2 separate regions of the Homo sapiens genome follow, and region 1 is linked to region 2. Evidence: read pairs that join two places in POLR2A ChIA-PET (ENCODE). Cell type or tissue: MCF 10A. All regions are shown on one strand. Links, peaks and the distances in the headings refer to the core of each region. The heading gives the core; the rest is flanking DNA. Region 1 overlaps LRRFIP2 (LRR binding FLII interacting protein 2). Region 2 overlaps LOC105377642 (a long non-coding RNA gene).

Evidence for each region. Peaks named below come from ENCODE experiments on the same cell type or tissue, not always from the same donor. Only the 100,000 strongest peaks of a DNase experiment are listed, where the experiment ranks them.
Region 1: POLR2A ChIA-PET joins it to region 2 with 12 read pairs; 4 of 35 experiments call an interaction of 5 or more read pairs at or near these places.

Annotation. Positions count from the first base shown.
Region 1 is chr3:37,110,491-37,118,831 of GRCh38, forward strand. LRRFIP2 (LRR binding FLII interacting protein 2) reads right to left here. Exons shown (of 28, transcript NM_006309.4): 7 at 4,564-4,605; 8 at 2,425-2,490; 9 at 501-575. Among named protein-coding and RNA genes, the nearest start is that of LRRFIP2, 60 kb to the right of the region's middle. In MCF 10A, for the core only: no CTCF peak of the experiment used is centred there; no DNase peak of the experiment used is centred there.
Region 2 is chr3:37,179,716-37,188,056 of GRCh38, forward strand. The region is part of intron 1 of LOC105377642 (a long non-coding RNA gene); the gene reads left to right. Among named protein-coding and RNA genes, the nearest start is that of LRRFIP2, 9.3 kb to the left of the region's middle. In MCF 10A, for the core only: no CTCF peak of the experiment used is centred there; a DNase peak (open chromatin) is centred at 3,856.

The DNA of each region.
Region 1 (8,341 bases), core at 164-8,163, 69 kb before region 2:
AAAAACAAGAGATTCTAACATTAAATAATTACATTCTTCTCATGCCACGTGTTTACATTTTTATATGTAAGCTTTTTTAAAAGGGTACCCACTCTGAAGTATATGGATGCTTACAACTTATTTTGAAATGTATCAAAAACTAAGATGAATTGATGGTTAGAGGGTCAAATAGATAATTATGTGATAAAGGAAATATAATGAATTATATAATCTAAATGATAGGTATGTGATGTTCACTGTATTATTCCTTGAACTTTTTTTGTACATTTAAACATCTTTATTTAAAAATGTCTTTAATGGTACTGATTTATAAACATGATGACTGAATAGTTCCCGTTGTTTAAAGAGACTCCCACAGACTATATAAATTCAGTTACCAAAAACTAGTATATACGTAGCCATTTACAGATTAGTTACAGCTAGTCAAAATGCAAAATGGGGAGATTAGAAATATGTTAAAAGTGAATCAAACACATAAAGCCAAAAAAGTTTAGACAAACCCGAGTGTAGTAGGCAGAGGTGGGTTTGCTATGTCTAAGACTGCTATAGTTTCTCTGGTCAAAGTAGAGGCCACTCTGCAAAAAGCAAAATTAAACACATTTTTCTTAGGCTAAATGTTAATAACCTAACAACACACAAAGGCAAAACTGAACACAAAAAGGCAAAATATGATATTGCCAAATCCCTTCTTCTCCAAAATGTTTTTAAATCATCATATCACATTAAGTCAAAGTGACAATTATTTCAAGCCCCTAAAACAAAGACATTACTAAATTTTTAAATTTAAAAACAAGACAATAAACCCTCAGAGAAAATGGAATGAAAACAATTTATTCTCATGCCATACTTAAGAAAGTCCTTGAACACTCCTGGACAACTGAATAATTACCAGTTTTACAATCCATCTGGCAAAGCCACAGAAGTTATTAAAGAGCTATGTATTTGGTTCCAAACATTTCCTAGTCCCATTACTTGTCAAAATAAACTGACAAATTAAGTTACCAAAATGAAAGAGAGAGTACGATAAATATGGTTTGATCTAAAACACTTACGGCAGGTTCATTTATACAATGTACAAAATAAACAATAGTACACATTATAGCTAATTGAGGGAGAGAAAACCATCTATAAAATTCCCTTCCCAACTTCTCTAGCCAACTTTTTTACTCAAGGTTAAGCAAATTTAGGCAATCTCTGACTTAAAGACTCCATCAGTGTTGACAGTGGAGTTGAGGACATCCCTACTCCCACCCCATCCCTACCACCCCTAGCCCTGCCTTCCCACACCGCTCCTCACTCCCCACTCACACCCTCAACTAGGCACCTAAGGCTCACCTCTCCCCAGAGATCCCAAGACCCTACCTTCCAGGGCCTCTCGTTAATTTCCTCCCCATTACATTCTCCCTTCTCTCCTCCCTTGTACCAACCAAAGCCTTCCAACCCTCTCCCCGTTCAACCCATGGGAACCCTGAATTAGCAAGGAGTTGGGACTGCACTTCCTTTGCCAGTACTGTTGCAGCCTAACAGGAAATGGGTGTTTCCAATGTACCAAGTGGGCATTCTGGAGACATTATTTTCCTCACAGAAATTTGTTTAGCAGCCGGGCACTGTGGCTCATGCCTGTAATCCCAGAACTTCGGGAGGCAGAGGCGGGCAGATCACCTGGCAAAACCCCATCTCTACAAAAATACAAAAATTAGCCAGGAAGAGTGGCACATGCCTGTAATCCCAGCTACTTGGGAGGCTGAGGCAGGAGAATCGCTTGAACCTGGGAGGTGGAGGTTGCAGTGAGCCGAGATCGCGCCATGCACTCCAGCCTGGGAGACAGAGCGAGACTCCATCTCAAAAAAAGAAAAAAAAAAAGAAAAGAAAAAAAGAAAAAGAAAAAAGAAGTGTTGTTTCACAAAGTGACTAGAATAAAGAGTATATTAATTCTGCAGTTTAATTACATTATAGGTTAAAGAGTTTTCAGCAAGCTAGTATGGAAACTTTGCCATTACATATTTATTGAAGAAACTAGAAAATGCATTCCAAGTTCCCAAAACACAAACTTTTAGAATGAAACCTATTTGTGAGTTTAGTTACGGCCCATAATACCACAACTAAATCAATTCAAATTCCTAAAATAAGGATGAGAATCTTACTAAACCTATTCTTGAGGTATATTCCAAAGGACAATTAATAAATGAAAATACTTGTTAATGAGCTTCTTGTGATATAGTACTAACTCTGGCTGCTAGGGTTTGCATATGTTAATACTAAAACTTGCAAATGAAAACAAAATTATTTTTAAATTTCTGATAAATCATGTTTCAGCAGATTATCAAGTTTCAATAATGTCCTAGTAGCACACCAAAGCAATCATAATCCTTAAGTTCCTAACAGTACTTCGTGAATTGTGATATGAGAGACAACAGAACTAACCAGTAGGTCTTTATGAGAATCAGAAGACCTCTTCTTCATTCCATGAGAGTGACTGTAAGAATGATTCTGGAAGTAAATATTCCAAGTTAACTTCAATGATTGCATAGCGAAGTTATGAAAATAATAAAATTCATCTTCAAATTATATACACAAAGGTCTATATGAGATACACAATAGTTTACATGCAATTTATTTCCCAAAGGTTAGTAAACAATTCACTGCACTTTACTAGCTAGTCTACCTGGCCTCTCTACACATCTGCATTCCTCCCTCACCTCCCTCTGTGCCAAGCATCTGTGTGTCTGGCCAGCTAAAGAAAACTTGATTAGAACTAAGAACCAGGCAGAATATTTGTGGAGACCTTCACACCACACTTGAGTCCCTCTGACTTCTTTTTTTTCTTTTTCAATAGAAACAGGGTCTCACTCTGTCACCCAGACAGGGGTATAGTGGTACAATCATGGCTCACTGCAGCCTAGAACTCCTGGACTCCTGCCACAGTCTCCTGAGTAGGTAGGACCACAGGCATGTACCACTACACCCAGCTAATTTGGGGTTGGGGGAACAGGTAGAGACAATGTCTTGCTATGTTGTCCAGGATGGTCTTGAACTCTTGGCCTCAAGTGATCCTCCTGCCTCAACCTCCTGAAATGCTGGGATTACAGGCATGAGACACCACTCCTGGCTAAGGGTATAGGTAACAAGATAATTCATTTCCTTCTATAGTCTTCCTTACCTAAAGGTCAAAAAGCAATCTTTTGGAACAATTAAAACAGGACTGAGAGAACAAAGAACATGACATTAAACTGTCCCAGACAGTACTCTTAACCCAAATTAGTGAATCCACAGTATGTAATGCTCAGGAGGAAAACAACCAACATGGTATGGATTGCCCAGCATACCATAAATGGTCACCTTATAAAAGGGTCCCTTGAAGACAGGATTGTCTCAATACCTAACTTTTCCTAGGAGTACACAGCCAAGTACATATGGGGAAATTAAGGCTAGCAATACTACTAAATAGGTAAATTGGTAGATAAGAAATCTAATCTAGGTACGTACTACTTGCCTGAAATAAGAGAGTGTGGCTAGAAGTGCCCTACCTATCAAGAGCCAAAGGCAACAGACTGCTCTAGGTAAACCATCTCACATATATATAGCTGTATTCCCAATCAATGATTAAAAACTCATTTTACTTTTTTTTTTTTGAATATGCATCTTTTTATACATTACTCTGAATATTTTAAGAGATGTCTATGTAATTTAGAAACTCAGGCAACCTATTGACAAAATATTAACCCAAGAAAAACAAGCTATAACTTAAATTCCTTGGTTAATGACATACCATAAAAAACTAACCAAATCAAACCAAAATGTTTGGACATAACTGATGTCTTAGGTGTCCTCTAACACTACTGGATGTTTTCTATCTAGCAACTTCACACCTGCCAGCTTTGTGACATATGACATAAAACACAATTTGGGCTTGTGCTCAACATGAAGACAAGTTTCTAACAGTGTTAGAATGACAATGAGTATATGTTAGGTGGGTGGCTCATCATTTTAAGAAAAGATATATTACTACCAGCTGGGCATGATGGCTCACATATGTAATCCCATCACTTTGGGAGGCCAAGGTGGGAGGATCACTTGAGACCAAAAGTTCGAGACCAGCCTGGACAGCATAGCAAAACCCCATCTCTACAAAAAAAATAAAACAATTAGCTGGGCATGGTGGCACATGTTTATAGTACTCGCTACTCAGAAGGCTGAGGTGGGAGGATCCCTTGAATCCAGGAGTTCAAGGTTGCAGTCAGTAAGCTATGATTGCACCACTGCACTCCAGCCTGGTTGACAGAGAGGGACCCCATCTTTAAAATTAAAAAAAAAAAAAAGATATTACTACCAATCCTAGTCCTCAATAGATAAGAATAACTTGTGTCTAATTCTGAAATCCTAAAGAAAAAAATTACTATTCATGCCACAACCACAAAACATTAGCTTTTTGCTTTGTTAGTCACACATTTTCCCCAAAAGTTCATAACAAAGCCATGAAAGTTAGTCATATTCTATAATTAGCATCAACAGATGTTTATAAAGTAAAATTCCACATATAACACAAAGTCATGTGCTACATACTAATGATGAAAGTCTTGATGATCTATCCTTGAACATATCATACTGGGTTTCAGCAAAACATGAAAGTTGGTTTGTTTCCAAATTCAGAAATATAAAGAAGAGAAGAAGTAATATTTGAGGTTATTTTAAAAATCCAGCACTATTTTAAAATAAAAAATTATTAAACATGAAAGCTAATCCAGTTGAATTAAAAAATATTCTTCCTCCTACTTTTTCCTAGTATAAAGTATTGCTAAACTGTATGTATATTCAAAACTGTATGTTTATTTTTCTTTTAAACAACAAAATTCATAATCAGTAATAGTGATATGATTCAATCTCAGTACACTATAGCACAAAACATCCTAAGGGAGCCTTTAAATACAAGAATTAAGCATTCTAAAGTCAAAAATGCTTTTTAAGAAAATTATTATCACTTTTAACATCATTTCCTATTGTTTGAAAAATGGCAAAAGCAAAGGATGAACAGGCAATGAGGCAAGCTGACATAACAAGCATGGTCAAGCTTACAAAAGAACAATTGCAGCACCAAGATGGGGAACATTCCCTTGGATCTGCTTGTGAACAAACACCTAAGAATGTCCTTCCTCAAGAAAATGCCGATTTCTCATTTTGAGAAATCTGGTCAATGTGTGAACTGCACAGTATACATACAGGTGTGACACTGAATATAAATCAAAGAAAAATATACAAAACTCGTAAGACCAGAACACCCACATTTCATGTAGGATCCTTTTTAAAAGTAAGATATGTAATACCACATTTCAAATCCAGGGAAGAAAAACTAAATAGTAACTACATAGATTTATGGTTTTCACACATCGTTTCTTAAGCATTCTAGTTTATATTTTTAAGCTGTCTACCCAGAAAGTCATATACAAAACAAATAAAAGCAATGAACAAGTTCCTCAGGTAGTTTAAATACTAATTGTTTGATAAAAATATCTTTCTTTTCCAACTCTTATATTCATTTAAAATTTTAAGCAATACTATTCAAAAACCCAATCTAAAGTAACGTTTTCATAAGGATAGGTTGCAATTCATCAGTAGTTCATAAAATCAACTTAGTAGGGTCAACCAGCTTTTTTTGAGACAGGGTTTCACTCTTTTGCCCAGGTTGGAGTACAATAGCTTGATCATAGTTCACCGCAACATCGAACTCCTGGGTTCAAGTGATCCTCCCACTTCAGGCTCCCAAGTACCTGGAACTACAGAACTACAGGAACATGCCACCATACTTACCTAATTTTTTTTTTTTTAATTTTAGGAGATGGGGTCTTGCTATGTTGCCCAGGTTGGTCTTGAACTCCTGGGCTCAAGCAATTCTCCTACCTCAGCCTTCCAAAGGGCTGGGATTACAGGCAGAGGCCACCGTACCCTGCCCTCAACCAGCATTTTAAAAACTAAACTAGAAGAGAAAATATTAGAGGGTGTTGTGCAAAGTAAGTGCAAATATTATTTTGTGAAACTTTTGTTTCAATAATGTATTTTCTATACTTTTACATATATACAAATCCACATGCATGAATCTTCATGTGTATACTGACTTATGGTGTAAAATGTATTTCTTGTTGTAGAGATCACAATTTTTAAAAAGCTTAAAATATATTAGAAAATCAAAGTATATAATCTAGTTCTAATAAGACATTAAAATAATAGTTCAGTCAGAATAAAGCCCTTCCATTCATGCCTAATGAAATGGTCATTTACAAAAAACATTGCAGAAACCTCAAAAAATAAATTCCATAAGTATCAGACTAAGTGGTACCATTTTACCACTGGTATAAATTCATTGAAAATGTTATTGTAATAAATACCAATTTTATTGGAGCAAAATATCTGTACCGCATGCTTTTCTTATATTATCCTGAAACTAACAGAAAACACAATAAAAAATATTATTATTGCATGTGTAACAAAATCTTGTTACAAAATTTTCTAAAATGCGTAATAGTATGCATTTAAACTGTGTAGTAGTAAAATGTCACTTACCATGGAGAGACACTTCCCCAAAAATAAAGTTGCTTCTCTATAGAAATTTCTAAATTAAAAAAAATCTAACCCTTTTGTTTAAAAAAAAAAAAAAAACCTCCATGACCAAAACATATTACTCAAGTCACACATTCTAGCAGATAAGCTATTCCATCCTCCAAATAAGGTAAGTTCATGGAAAAGAGTAGCTGTCTTTCCTCTTATCATCCTCTCTATAGCACCAGTGGCATTTTACACAGGCATAGGATTTAACAAGCCAAACTGGAAATAACCTGTTTCAATTTTCCTTTTCCAAAATATAATGTAGAATTCAGCTGGTTTAAAAAAAAATGTTGAATCTATCTGGTAGGAAAATCCATAATTTGGGCATACCAATTTCTACTAGAACAATGGGCAAACAAAAAAAGTCACCCCAATAAGTAAAAGTTGGCCTTTATATTGTTGTAAAGAAAAGAAAGATTCATCAAAGGAGGTAAAAGTGAAAATAGTAAGGGCTCATTTCCAAATTTTTGATGCTATAACCATAGAGAAAAAAGAAAATTTTTTTTAACTTTAAAAGTTAAAAAAAAATCCAAAATTTGCTATTGTAATCTTTTAAAGAAATTTTAACTGTCAAACTTGCCTGAAAGTTTTCATTAGGAAACAAACTAGAAAGAAAGTACATACAGTGAACAAAGTTCAGCAAGTGTCAATCTCTATTAGAATGTACCTATTACTCAAATATCAAGGACACTGAAAGTCAAAAGTGAATGCATAACACTAATACCACACATTTTCCTGGGCTACACACCATAGTGTCTTTCCTTTTGGGTGTACTGGCTCTACTCCAAAGTGTCCCAGTTATATCCTTTGATGGGTTCTTCAATAGAATTAAACAGTGTAATAGTAAATAATAAAACACAAAATTGTAAGTATATTTTAAAAATTAAATTCATTAAAATTATACCAAGGCTACTGGTATATAAATAGTAACTAAATACATGCAACAGTAAAAATCTCCACCAATGAGAAAAGGCAATGTATCCCTACTGCTCTGATTCAATCAAGATCACTTTTTCTTCGTTTTTATGCTGTGGCACAATCAACGCTCACTGCAGCCTCGACTTCCCGGACAGCTCCCACCTCAGCCTCCCAACTGGCTGAGACCACAGGCATGCAGCACCACACCCAGCTAATTTATTTTATTTGTATTTATTTATTTTTAGTAGATACAAGGTCTCACTACTTTGCCCAGGCTGATCTCAAACTCCTGGGTGATTCTGCTGCATCAGCCTCCCAAAGTGCTGGGATGAAAGGCGTGAGCCACCGTGCCTGGCCAAGATCACTTCATTTTCTAATTTTGGATCTTTACCTTACTGTCTTCTTGTATTTCAATGTATAAAGCAATGACCAAGCAGCTACTAATGTTCTGCACTATTAATAATCCAATCATTATACAAAACTAATAGACACAGATTGTTTCAATTCTAAATTCCTAACTTTGATTTAATCTTCCCTCCCCCAATCCTACCATTCACAGTCTTGAACTACCTTTGCTGTTTTTATTTTTATACATAATGTCTATAGCACTGACACCAACATTTCCAGCCCATATAGCTTCTGGTAAGCCACCTTTCAAAAAGATAGTATATGAAAGTTAATTGGACAAAAGGAGAAACCTAAAGTCCTAAGAATGCAGCATAAGACCATAAATATATCCACCTCACATTCAGGTACTGCTAATGTTCAAACATCAAATACTACGTTCAAAAAGTATTAGACCTCTTAGTACACGGCCTTAAGTTTT
Region 2 (8,341 bases), core at 97-8,096:
CACTTGAGTCCTGGAGGTCAAAGCTGCAGTGAGCCATGACTACACCACTGCAAGCCAGCCTGGGTGACAGAGCAAGATCCTACCTCAAAAAAAAAAAAAAAAAAAAAAAAAAAGAATGCTGTGGTTTGTTGGTTAGTGTGCAAAATCTCACTTATGGCTAATTCTGGTTCTACATGGATTCTCCTACCCAGGGCACTCACCCTTTACTCCACCAGAGAATAAACAGGGAAAAAATGAAGGCTAAATTACTTTGTTCAATCTTAGTCTTGAGGAAAGGTTGATGAAAGGGGAAAATTTGGGACTTTGTGTAGGTATCAATTATGTTATGAGCACCTAATCACTGATTATCAAGTGACGGTTTTTCTGCATTATGTACTTACTATAAATGAGTAAAAAACATCCTTCATATTATAGCTTATTTAACAAACTATTATTTATCTGCTGTGTATCAGCAGATAAATCAAGCACCCAATTAGGTACTTGACACAGGGACAAAACAATCTCTGCTCTTAAGGAGCTAGAATTCCAGAGTTTCTGTTGATATATATTTTTTTAATGTTAAGCTCTCACTATGTGCTAGATAATTTGCAAATGCTAGACATCCGACGGGAAGCAAAAACAAAAATGTTTCTTTTTCTTATGAAACTGGTAAGTTAGACAATCTCACAAAAGTACCTTTAAAATCTAACAGGTATTACAAAGGGTAGGTATGTGCTGCCATGAGGGCATAAAAGCATTGGGACTTGACCTAACCTGAGGTATCAGAAATGCCTTCTCCTGGGAATAGATGTTTCAAGCCGAGATTTAAAAGTGCCTCAGAGTATAAACTACATGCAGAGGTGGGGGAAAGCAAGAAAGCACAAATAGACCTCATGATAGAAGCAACAGAGTCCCAGGGACTGAAATGAGAGAATGTGAGATGAGTCTGGAGAGTTAAGGGTCCACCATTCAGGGTCTTAGAGGCTGTGGTAAAGATTCTAATCTTTGTTCCGAAATCTGCAAACCAATCGAGTTTTTAGTGAGAGCAACATGATCAGATTTGTATTTTCAAAAGACCACTCTGACTTCAATGTTAAGAATTCATTCATGCATAGTGTCATGCACCTGTGGTCCCAGCTACTCGGGAGGCTGAGGCACAAGAATCGCTTGAACCGGGGAGGCGTAGGCTGCAGTGAGTCGAGATCATGGCACTGCACTCCAGCCTGGGCCACAGAGTAAGACTTTGCTTCAAAAAAGAAAAATTTTTTAAAAAGAATTCATTTTTGGCCAGGTGTGGTAGCTCACAACTGTAAGCCCAGCACTTTGGGAGGCCAAGGTGAGAGGATTGCTTGCGCCCAGGAGTTTGAGACCAGCCTAAGCAATATAGTGGGACCCCATCTCTACAAAATATAAAAAAATGAAAACATTAGCCAAGTGTGGTGGTGCGCACCTGTAGTCTCAGCTACTCATTCTTTAAATAAATGCATCCTGAAGGCCTGCTATAGACCAAATCCTACTCTGCACACAGAGCACACGGCAGTGGACAACAGACAAATTCCCTATCTGTGAGGATCTTACATACAATATACAAATCATAAATAAGATAATAGTGCTGTAAGAATATTGGAACAGGGTGAGAATGAAAGGGTAGGGTGGAGTTGCTATTTTATAAGCTTGAATCCTATGAAATTACTGATTTTTAAAAATAATTTTTGACCTGAGAATGACATTACACCTTAGGTTTGAATGGTTCAATCCAGTTGTGTGACATTAGGGTCATATGGTTCAACTTAATACTTGGAAGAGTCAGAACTAATGAGGTGATCGAAAGAAAGAGAAGCAAGCCATGTAAATACCTGGGAGAAGAGCATTTGAAGCAAAGGAACAGCAAGTGCAAAGGCCCTAAAACAAAAATGTGCCTGCCATGTTTAAGGAGCAGTAACAAGGCTGAAGAGTAAAGGACAAGTGGGAAGAATGGTAACAGAGGCCAGATCATACTGGTGACCATGGTAACAAATTGGCTTTTCTCCTTTTTTTTTTCCCCCTTAAGACAGGGTCTCACTTTGTCACTCAGGCTGGAGTGCAATGGCGTGCTCATAGCTCACTGCAGTCCTGAACTTCTGGGCTCAAGTGATCTTCCTGCCTTAGCTTCCTTAGTAACTGGGACTACAGGCATCCAGCACCACGCCCAGCTAAGTTTTTTTTTTTAAGAGATGGTATTTCATTATGTTGCCCAGGCTGGTCTTAAACTCCCGCCCGCAAGTGATCCTCCCACCTCAGCCTCCTAAAGTCTTCCAAAATGCTGGGATTACAGACGTGAGCTATCACGCCCAGCCTGGTTTTTCCTCTTTGAGTAAGCTAAGCCGTGGGAGGGTTTTGAGCAGAGGAACTACACATCTGCCATTATTTAAAGGAGTATTCTGTTAATGGTAGAATATAAGTGGTGGATGCAGAAGTGATTGCTGTAAAATTCTTTCAACTTTGCTGTGTGTTTGAAATTTTTCCTAATAAAATAATAGTTTAAACTGGTTATTGTGAATAGACTTTAGGGGAGCAAAGGTGAGAGCAGGAAGACCAGTTAGGCTATAACAATAATTCAGGTAGCAGTGGAAGTGGTAGGAAGTGGTTGGGAGCAGATGTGGTGTTTGAATTACAAGTCAGTAATTCAGAGGAAATACCAGGTAGGAAATACAAATGTATGAATCCACCTAAAGATTAGGAAAACAAGGACAAATGTCTTGAGAATTAAAAGAAAATGCTCAGAAGTGTACCCTAAAGCCTCTTACTCATGCTTTTGTTCTAGGCTGGTTTTGGTTGTAGATAGTTATCAGTTATTATATACTGCCATTCAGATTATTTATATGTATTACTGTCCACAACTCACTTGTGTTCTAAAGGGTTTTTTTTAATAATGTTCTTGTCTTCCCAAGCAGATTACATGCTTTTTGAGAAAAGATCTATTTTTTTGTATACACCCCGCAATGCCATATTCCTAGAAGGCATTTTCAATGTTCACAGAATAAAAATATTTGAATACAGAGCTTTTCATGTCTTTTGTTTTTATAAAACATCAATTTTCTTATAAATGTTTAATTTAGACACTTCTGAAAATGAAGGTAGAGTTAGAATTTTCAATCTGTTGCAACTTATGCCCATTTCAGGTCAGACAAATAAAGAGAGAGCCTTCTGGGGGGTAAAAAAAAAAAAAAAAAAAGGCCCAGGTTTGTGCCTGTAGTAGTAATGTCAGCTACCTCAGGAAGCTTGAGCCCAGGAGTCCAAGGCTTATATGGCACCACAATTGTGCCTGTGAATAGCCACTGCACTCCAGCCTGGGCAACACAGCAAGATCCTGTTTCTTTTAAAAACAAAACAAAACAAAAAAAACCCCAATCAGCTTTTCTCCATATTGGCTTATACTCAGACTTCATCATGTGGCAACAAGACAGTTCTCAAAAACTTTAGTTCTATATTCACTCCAGTCCAAGTCCAGCAAGAGATCCCTTCCAGTAGCTCCTAGATTCACTGAACCAATTACCTTGCTACAGTAATTTGTTAAAGGATAGAGAGTTACCTTCCCATCCTTTAACAAATTACTGTAGCAAGGAAAACTCTTGTGCTATGATTAGCCAAATTTGAGTCATATGCTTTACCTCTGGTCCACCCAAAGATCATGGACTATAGGAGAGGAGTGGTTCCCGGAAGAACAAAATGGAGTACTGTCACCAAAATATAGAAATGGATACTGATGGTGAAAACACAATGCTTACTACACCAACTAACTCAAAGGCCTATGCATTGTTTCTTCCTTAAGCTTTTGAAAGAAGTTAGTCACTGCCATGGCACTCACTTTGAATCTCTTCCAATTCCACACACAATACTGCATTTTTTCCCCTGAATCATCAGGCAGTCATATATTCAGTTGCCATTGAAAAGTAAATGCATGATTATGAAAGTTAACCAGCTGGAAGGGTCAGTATTTCAGTACATCACTTTTCAGGACACTCCCAACTGGTATTGCAGGTAGTTTCTTGTCCTTAAAATTCTTTCCTGTTGTCAAGCTACCTGAAACGTATTTGTCCTCGATACCCTAGGGGCAGGGTGGCTGATAACTAAGGTGCCTGGGAAACACTTCAGAAGCAAGTGACAATGAATTGGCTTAAGAAGCCAATTCATCTTTTAGATGGATATTTATACTGTAGAATCTTGAAAGGAAAATTTATCTACAGATATGTCTGTTTTCAGTTTCTTTTCCTTTTTGCACTAACAAGTTATTTTCCCCACATGACGTTTAATCTACCTTACAAAACATTTTTAACATTTTAGTTCAAAATTTGCTTCAGAAAATGGATGACTTTGGTGTGAAACGATTGTTGACTCTATTATTCTAGAATTTGGGATGGCGCCTCTAGTTTGCTGCTTCCTTGGACACCAAACATAACATTCTCTGTTCTAGGACGTGCTTCAAGTCGGTCATGAGACTGGCAGAAAATCAAACCAAACTAAATGAATGGTTGTTGAAGTTAATCTCCCATCCTGGAGCTGTGCATGCCATGGAGTAGCCAGCTTTTAACAGGCACAATCCTGATCAAAATCACTGCTCTGTGGTCCTGCTCATCAGAATATTATGGAAACTAGATTTAGGCCTGGTTTCCTTAAAAATAGATGTGATAATGAAATAATCATGTATTATAGCCATTACAATTTCTATTGTAGGAGAAAGTGGATAATGTTTTAACGTAAAACAGTAGGTTACTAAACAATATGTTCTAGATGAACATTTAACATTTTTGTTTTAATTAGCCAGGCATGTGTGATGACCTACGCCTGTAGTCCTAGCTACTCAGGAGGCTGAGACGGCAGGATTTGCTTGAGCCCAGGATTTCAAGGTTACAGTGAGCTTTGATCACATCACTGCACTCCAGCCTGGGTGACAGAGCAAGACCCCGTCTCACAAATAATAATACAAATACAGAAAAAATACTAGAAAACACACCCAAATGTTAAGTTTAAGGAATGGAACTATCAGTTATTTTATTTTATTTTTATTTTCAAAAATACTCAAACGTGAAATATACCACATCTGCGGCCGGGCACGGTGGCTCACGCCTGTAATCCCAGCACTTTCGGAGACTGAGCCGGGCAGATCACCCAAGTTAAGGAGTTTGAGACTAGCCTGGCCAACATGGTGAAACGCCGTTTCTACTAAAAATACAAAATTAGCCAGGCGTAGTGGTGCACGCCGGTAATCCCAGCTACTTGGGAGGCTGAGACAGGAGAATCATTTGAACCAAGGAGGCAGAGGTTGCAGTGAGCCGAGATCGAGCCATTGTACTCCAGCCTGGGCGACAAGAACGAAAGTCTGTCTCCAAAAAAAAAAAAAATTGTCTGTTACTGCTATGGTCTGAATGTTGTGTCCTGCCAAAACTCATATGTTGAACTCCTAACCCCCAAGGTGATGGTATTAGAAGGTGGGGCCTTCCTGAGGTGATTAGGCCATGACAGCAGAGCACTCATGAACAGGATTAGTGCCCTTATAAAACAGGCCTAAGAGACACCCCTCCCTGGTCCATAATGTGATAGTAGAATGAGAAAACAGCTGTCTATGAGGAAGCAGATCCTCACCAGACACTGAATCTGCTGGCACCTTGATCTTGGCCTTCTCAGCCTTCAGAATTTTGAGAAATAAATTTCAGTTGTTTATAAGCCACAAAAGCTATATTTTGTTATAGCAGTCCAAATGGACTAAGACAAATACCAATATGACAGAATCAAAATAAAAAACTAAAAATTAAATCTAGGCTGGGCTGTAATCCTGTAATTCCAATGATTTGGGAGGCCAAAGTGGGAGGATCACTTGAACCCAGGAATTTGAGATCAGCCTGGGCAACATAAGGAGACCTCGTTTTTACAAAAAAATGTTTAAAAATTATGCGCGTATGGTGGCACGTGCCTGTAGTTCTAGCTACCTGGGAGGCTGAGGCAGGAGGATCACTAGAGCTAAGGAATTTGAGATTACAGTAAGCTATGATCGTGTCACTCCAGCCTGAGTGACTAAGCAAGACCCTGTCTCAAAAAAAAAAGTCTAATTATGCTTCTTACTGCTCAAAACCATGGTAGATTTCTCTCTTGTCTTGCATACATTTTATTTTATTTTATTTTATTTTTTTTGAGACGGAGTCGCTCTGTCGCCCAGGCTGGAGTGCAGTGGCGCGATCTCGGCTCGCTGCAACCTCTGCCTCCCGGGTTCACGCCATTCTCCTGCCTCAGCTTCCCGAGTAGCTGGGACTACAGGTGCTTGTCACCACACCTGGCTAATTTTATTTTGTATTTTTAGTAGAGACGGGGTTTCACCATGTTACGCAGGATGGTCTCTATCTCCTGACCTCATGATCCTCCCCCCTCGACCTTCCAAAGTGCTGGGATTACAGGCGTGAGCCACGGCGCCCAGCCTTTGCATACATCATTTATTCTTCCATTTAAAAAAAAAAAAGCATGTACAGGGCTGGGTGTGGTGGCTCACCCCTGTAATCCCAGCACTTTGGGAAGCTGAGGCGGGCAGATCACCTGAGGCCAGGAGTTTGAGACCAGCCTGATCAACAGGCTGTAGTAGAAACCCCGTCTCTACTACAAATACAAAATTAGCCAGGTGTGGTGCATGCCCATAATTCCAGCTACTCGGGAGGCTGAGGCAGGAGAATCGCTTGAACCCAGGAGGCAGAGGTTGCATTGAGCCGAGATTGCGCCATTGCACTCCAGCCTGGGCAACAAGAGCAAAACTCCATCTTAAAAAAAAAACAACAGCATGTACAGATTGTACAGATGCTAGGAGTAAAATAAGTATACAGATACAGATGTGGTTACTGTTCCCCCAGAACTAACTGTCTAGAGGAGATATAACAAGTAAGCTAACAGAAACAATCCAGTATGTCACAGTCAATAACAGGGTTTCATGCATCCTCCATCAAAATACCTAAACCTTCTTTTACACATCAAATGCTGGCTTTGATAGCTAAGCTACCAAGCAAGTGAAACTCACACGCAGTGGTAGTGACTGTCAGTCATTGCTTCAGTTTAAGCAGCATCCCTGTGGTTGTCCACATGGTATGGGAGTGTTCAGTTATTTGAGTAGTGTTCAATTATTGGAATATTTATTTGCTCTTATTTTATGAAAATGCAGATGCAAATACTAGTTATAGGAAAAGTAGGTCTTATAAATGTAATCTGAATGACATAAAAATGGAAATCACTAGTAGGGGTGCCAGAGCAGTCAATCTTTAGCCTCAATCAGACACCAAAAATTCATTAAATAAAAGCCAGTAAACTGAGTAAAGGAAAAGGAGAAAATCAGAGAACAGGTAGAAAATCCTGGAAATATTGTTAAGTATGTTTAGAGATTTTGGTCTTACATTTTGGTTCTTCAGGAAAATATTTCTCTTTAAAGCAAAGGAAGTTTATTGTTCAATTTTTTTTTTTTTTTTTTTTTTTTTTGAGGCAGAGCCTTGCTCTGTCACCCAGGATGGAGTGCAAAGGCGCGATCTTACTGCAACTTCAGCCTCCTGGGTTCAATAGATTCTCCTTTCTCCTGCCTCAGCCTCCCAAGTAGCTGGGATTGCAGGTGTGCACCATCACACCCAGCTAATTTTTTTTTTTTTTTTTTAAGACGGAGTCTTGCTCTGTTGACCAGGCTGGAACACAGTGGCGCGATCTTGGCTCACTGCAAGCTCCACCTCCTGGGTTCCCGCCATTCTCCTGCCTCAGCCTCCTGAGTAGCTGGGACTAGGGGCGCCCACCACCACGCCCGGCTAATTTTTTTTTATTTTCAGTAGAGGCTGGGTTTCACCGTGTTAGCCAGGATGGTGTCTATCTCCTGACCTCGTGATCCACCCACCTCGGCCTCCCAAAGTGTTGGGATTACAGGCGTGAGCCACTGTGCCCAGCCAATACCCAGCTAATTTTTGTATTTTTAGTAGAGATGGGGTTTCATTATGTTGGCCAGGCTGGTCTTGAACTCCTGACCTCAGGTGATTCACGTGCCTCGGCCTCCCAAAATGCTGAGATTACAGATGTGAGCCACCATGCCTGGCCTATTGATAGATTTTTATTTTATTATTAATTTTTTAATAGAGACTGGGTCTTGCCATGTTACCCAGGCTGGTCTTGTACTCCTGAGCTCAAGCAATCTTTCCACGTTGGCCTCCCAAAGCACAGAATGTATTTTAAATCACTTATCACACCAATGATGTTAAAATTGACAAGTTCATAATGATACTAAGAAAATAAATTCAGGCCAGGTGCGGTAGCTCACCTGTAATCTGAGCACTTTGGGAGGCCAAAGTGGGGGGATTGCTTGAGCCCAAGAGTT